2 separate regions of the Homo sapiens genome follow, and region 2 is linked to region 1. Evidence: chromatin loops called from intact Hi-C (ENCODE). Cell type or tissue: GM12878. All regions are shown on one strand.

Region 1 (2,500 bases):
GCATACTAAAATGATGAGCCTGAACTCCCCACATACCCTCAAGTGCATACAGGGTTGTGTCTCTGCAAAAGCCTCTACCCATTGAGGTTTCCTTGTGCAGGGGATAGTCTGTATCTAGATGCTATATCAAGGTGAAGATCAAGTATCTTTAGTTTTCATAAAATACTAGATTCCAAACAGAAAGGTAATTATCAGACAGAGTAGGTGGCAATTAGAGGCTGAGCAGGAGGCTCTAAGAATCTAAAAGGAATTTGGTCGGCATGTGATCATGAAATCCCCAAAACATTCCAGAAAGTGATAAAAATAAACACCTTTGGGTAAAGTGTTATTTCCCCAAAGAGGAATTGAAGCTAGTTAGATCTCTTTGGTCATAATATATATTATCAGTATATCTGGAGAAAGAAACAAAGCAAGATTACCTTTTCTTCTTCTTCTTCCATAGTTTAAATTTGCTACATTGGGAAACTTCACTGCACATTAATATATCAACTCCAACTAGACCAAAATCTTTCAATTAACTAAAAACATTTTTTAGGATGTAACTCTGAAAAAAATAAAAAGTGAGAAAAAGCAAACATAAAGTAAACTGGCTTAAAAGTAGGGTTCAGTTTGTTTTGTTTTGTTTTTGAGACAGAGTCTCGCTCTGTCACCCAGGCTGGAGTGCAGTGGTGTGATCTCGGCTCACTGCAAGCTCCGCCTCCTGGGTTCAAGCAATTCTCTGCCTCAGCATCCTGAGTAGCTGGGATTATAGGCGCCTGACACCACGTCTGGCTAATTTTTTGTATTTTTAGTACAGACAGGGTTTCACCATCTTGGCCAGGCTGATCTTGAACTCCTGACCTCATGATACACCAGCCTTGTCCTCCCAAAGTGCCGGGATCACAGGCATGAGCCACCGTGCCTGGCCAAGTAGGGTTCAGTTTTTAAAAATAAACAGCAGCAACAACAAAAACCCCACATGTACTTTCAAAAGTATGTTCTGTGATTACTCTTGTGCCTGGTTCTTCAAACAAACACAGGACTTTTCACAAATGAAGCCTGCATGTTCAATGCTGAATAAGATTAAAACGTGTTTAGCTCATTGTACCTACAGAAACACAACAGAACTTCAGCAAGATTTTCAACAATGATTATTTTAATTTTAAAAAGGATTTTGTGTAACTTTGTTTAAATCTGATAATCCTCTTTACTTCAAAAAATTAAAGAAGAAAGTGAAAGTAATACTTGGAAGCAAAATGAAACTAACACGAAGTGTATCAGGTACTTTTCCACATTAACTCACTGATGTAATTAAATTACAAATGCTCAGCGTCCTAAGGGGTCAACACTGTAATTAGGAAAAGTGTATTTCTCCTTAGTCCTTATACCATTTGCCCTGGTATAAATGCTTGTAGTAAACATTGTTACTCTTTCTCAGACAAGCGTTTTAAAGATGCTAGTTAAAATGTAGTTGGTAGCTAGTTTCCTGAGTCAATATGGCAATTATACCAATAAAATTGCAGATCAAGATGAGCCAGAGGCAGTAAGGAACAGGCCAAAGAAAAACAGGAAGAAAAGGGGACGATAAAGAAAGTGGTAGGCCAGGTGTGGTGGCTCACACACCTGTAATCTTAGCACTTTGGGAGACTGAGGCGGGCAGATTACTTGAGCCTAGATGTTTGAGACCAGCCTGGGCAACATGGTGAAACCCTGTCTCTACAGAAAATGCTAAAACATTAGCCGAGCATGCTGGCAGGCACCAGCAGTCACAGCTACTCAGGAAGCTGAGGTGGAAGGCTCGCTTGAGCCCCCAGGAAGCAGGGGTTGCAGTGAGCCAATATAGCACCACTGCAGCCACTGTCCAGCCTTGGTGACACAGCAAGACTGTCGCAAATTAAATTTTAAAACAGTGGTAGTTTATTCCAAATTCATGTGCTAATCAAATCATATCTCTGTGCCACTCTCACATTCAGCCCTTTCTTCCCGTTTCCACTGCAGGTATTTGTCTCCTGTATTCATTATCTCTTACTTGCAACTTTCCAAGTCAATCTCTCTGGTCCCTGTCTTTTTCCAAACCATTCTTTAAATTGTCATCAGATAAATCTTTTTTAAAAACAGATTTGATTTTACAAAAGAGAAACAGGAGATCTACCCAGTAGTTGCAGAATAAAGACAAAATTCTCTCGTGTGACATCAAACGCCCCCTATAATCTACTCCCATCCTGTGTTTCCCTGCACCCAACACGTATTTCAGTTATCCTGGCTTCTCTGTCATTCCCAAGTCAGGTTGTGGGCCCATGTGGTGTTTTGTTTTTGTTTTTGTTTGAGTCTCGCTCTGTCGCCCAGGCTGGACTGCAGTGGCGCGATCTCAGCTCACTGCAAGTTCCGCCTCCCGGGTTCACGCCATTCTCCTGCCTCAGCCTCCTGAGTAGCTGGGACTACAGGTGCCCGCCGCCATACCTGGCTAATTTTTTTTTGTATTTTTTAGTAGAGACGGGGTTTCACCGCATTAGCCAGGATG
Region 2 (2,500 bases), 300 kb before region 1:
GAATATTCTGAGTTGAAGAATTATAGAGTTTCATTCGATGTCATTTCTGTAGTTGAGTAAATTCAGCTTGTGGGGAGAAAGGGCAGGGGAGGGAAACCGTTGGAGTTGGAGATGAAGGGAAGAGTACTAGCACTCACTGGTTTCCATAAAATGAGAATCATGTCTGTTAATGTCAGAACTTCATAGATCATGATATAGATAAAATTCCAAATTGCACCTTAGCAGGAGGTCATTGATTACATATCTTACTTATAGCTTTTACACTGTTTCTGCAGGGCGACATGCTTTTATGATTTCTATAAATAGTTGTTGAATTGATGGCGGGAAGATAGATGCATGTAAACATGAAATTATTTTTAATTTAAAGTAACTTCCTTTTAGTTAGAGTTGGGTTTTTTATAAATGAGTAGGGAAACATTAAAAATTGTTTTTATGGCCCAGCGTGGTGGCTCACACCTATATTCCTGGCACTTTGGGAGGCTGAGGCGGGAGGATTGCTTGAGACCAGCCTGGGCAGCATGGCAAAAACCTGTCTCTACAAAAAATACAAAAATTAACCGGGCATGGTGTTGCATGGTTGTAGTCCCAGCTACTTGGGAGGCTGAGGTGGAAGGGTGGCTTGAGTCCAGGAGGCAGAGGCTGCAGTGAGTTGAGATTGCGCTACTGCACCAGCCTGGGCAACAGAGTGAGACCCTGTCTCAAAAAAAAAAAAATAAATGAAAGTTTGTATTAATCGTTCAAGCTTCGTGTTAATTAAGCATATTTTTAACATGCTGGCCCTACCAACTGGCTACCTGCCCTCCTGGGAGACATCTCCACTCACCAGTCCCTGCAGACAGCTGCCTGCCTTCATTCCAGGAGTCCCCTTCCTTCTATTCTGGCACCAAGAGAGTGATCATTAAAGTGTTTCTGTGTCTCAAGTAAGCAGACTAGCTTCCATGCAGTGTCAGCACAAGACCCAATCCTGGAGCTGTCCCGTGGCCTGGTTGAGCTGTTGATGGCGTGGGTACAGACTCACCAGCTGCCCTTGCCCTGCCCTGCCTAACACAACTCATCGAGACCTTGCTGGGTTGCCTGGTGCTGGAAACACGGTGGCCCTGGCCATCCAGCCAGCGCTGTCCTTCCCAAAACATCCATTGGCCAGTGCGTTTGTTCTGTCACCCCTCAGTGTCCTAATGCCCTTCATTGTACGTGATCTTAAAAAGACCCTTGCCGAAATGTTTTCTCCGAGTCTGGACCACGGCCTAGATTCAATATTTGGCATCTGCAAATGTACATTTACAAAGTGATTCATCAACTAGAAACTGTCCTCTTTTGAGGTACAGGAAGATAAGGCAAAGGTTTACTCAAATCACCCAGCCAGTGGGTGGCAGGATCAAACTGCCTCGCTCCTCACAGCTTCAGAGGCCTCGACAGTTCCCAGCCTCACTGCAGACCCACGCCCACTTCTCATCAAGCTCCCGAAATGTCGGAGCTGCCTTCACTGCGCACGGCAGGGGAGCCCAGCACAGCAGGAAAGCCCCGATTTCTTTGATCAATTCCGTCAGTGCTCTGAAGCCACATTATGCAGCATTTTGTTAGCATACTAAACACCTTCAGGGTGTCAAGCCTTGTCTTTGCAGTGCGTTCCTTAGAGAAGTGGAAGTTTCCTGCCCTTGAGGTTTCCTCTTACTCCTCCTGCTCACTTACGGAGGGTGGCGGGGGGAACAAAAATAGAAAACCAAATTCCATATTCTCTTTCCTTCCCCCACCCCCCCCAAAAAACACAGACACCCCACTACCTCTTCATTTGTCTCCCCAGACAACTCTGTACTTGGAACCTGCATTACTTGTGCTTGCTCCTGGGAAATTCGCTGCAATGTGCACAGAGGGGCTGTAGCCTGTCTTCATTCCTCTTCATCATCTTACCAGGCTATTTGTCATGTGAGCAAGCTGGAAAGTGAGTTTGGATTCATTACCCATCCCAGGCATTCCCACAGGCACCCTCCATGTGCGCTGAATGCTTCTGACTTTGCAAATGATATTGCCCTTGAAGATGCAGGAGGCGTGGAGCAGGTTTCCAACCTCAGCCATTACACAGCACAGGCACATTACATGGCACAGGCTTGCCGGCCAGTCCAGGCGCCATAAATCAGTTCTCAACGGTGGCACCATTCAGAAAAGCATGCAGGGAAGGCAGGGAGACCACCAAGGGCTCCAACCCCTCGTCAGTTCTGCACTGACAGGCTGCACAAATTACTCTCTAATTTTTGAGAGCCTCCACCTCCAGGGAACCCTGCCCTCATTCGATCATTTTGACAGTGCATTTGCAAATTTTCTTTATTCGGTACATTCATTTGCTGTTCCTTACTGCTCTTGGGCACCAAGGTGCTAGGAATCTTCCCATTTAATGGATAAGAAAAAATAGGCAGAAGCGTTGAAATGACTTCTCAGGCCAAAACCCAGTGTTGCACATCCCACAGGAGTTGGCCCCCAGAAGAACCGCCACAAGGATCTGTCA

Evidence for each region. Hi-C counts contacts between places; a loop is a spot of excess contacts. Peaks named below come from ENCODE experiments on the same cell type or tissue, not always from the same donor. Only the 100,000 strongest peaks of a DNase experiment are listed, where the experiment ranks them.
Region 2: it touches region 1 in a loop (4-fold over the local background); 1 of 110 quality-filtered maps calls a loop at or near these places.

What each region holds. Positions count from the first base shown.
Region 1 is chr1:245,952,812-245,955,311 of GRCh38, forward strand. All of the region lies in intron 5 of SMYD3 (SET and MYND domain containing 3), which reads right to left. Among named protein-coding and RNA genes, the nearest start is that of SMYD3-AS1, 150 kb to the right of the region's middle. In GM12878, no CTCF peak of the experiment used is centred here; DNase peaks (open chromatin) are centred at 960, 1,490 and 1,780; H3K4me3 peaks cover 2,054 bases; H3K27ac peaks cover 2,199 bases.
Region 2 is chr1:245,647,933-245,650,432 of GRCh38, forward strand. All of the region lies in intron 10 of KIF26B (kinesin family member 26B), which reads left to right. Among named protein-coding and RNA genes, the nearest start is that of KIF26B-AS1, 410 kb to the left of the region's middle. RefSeq lists an enhancer at 563-1,076. In GM12878, a CTCF peak has its summit at 1,365 (motif pointing right); a DNase peak (open chromatin) is centred at 1,329; H3K4me3 peaks cover 1,336 bases; H3K27ac peaks cover 120 bases.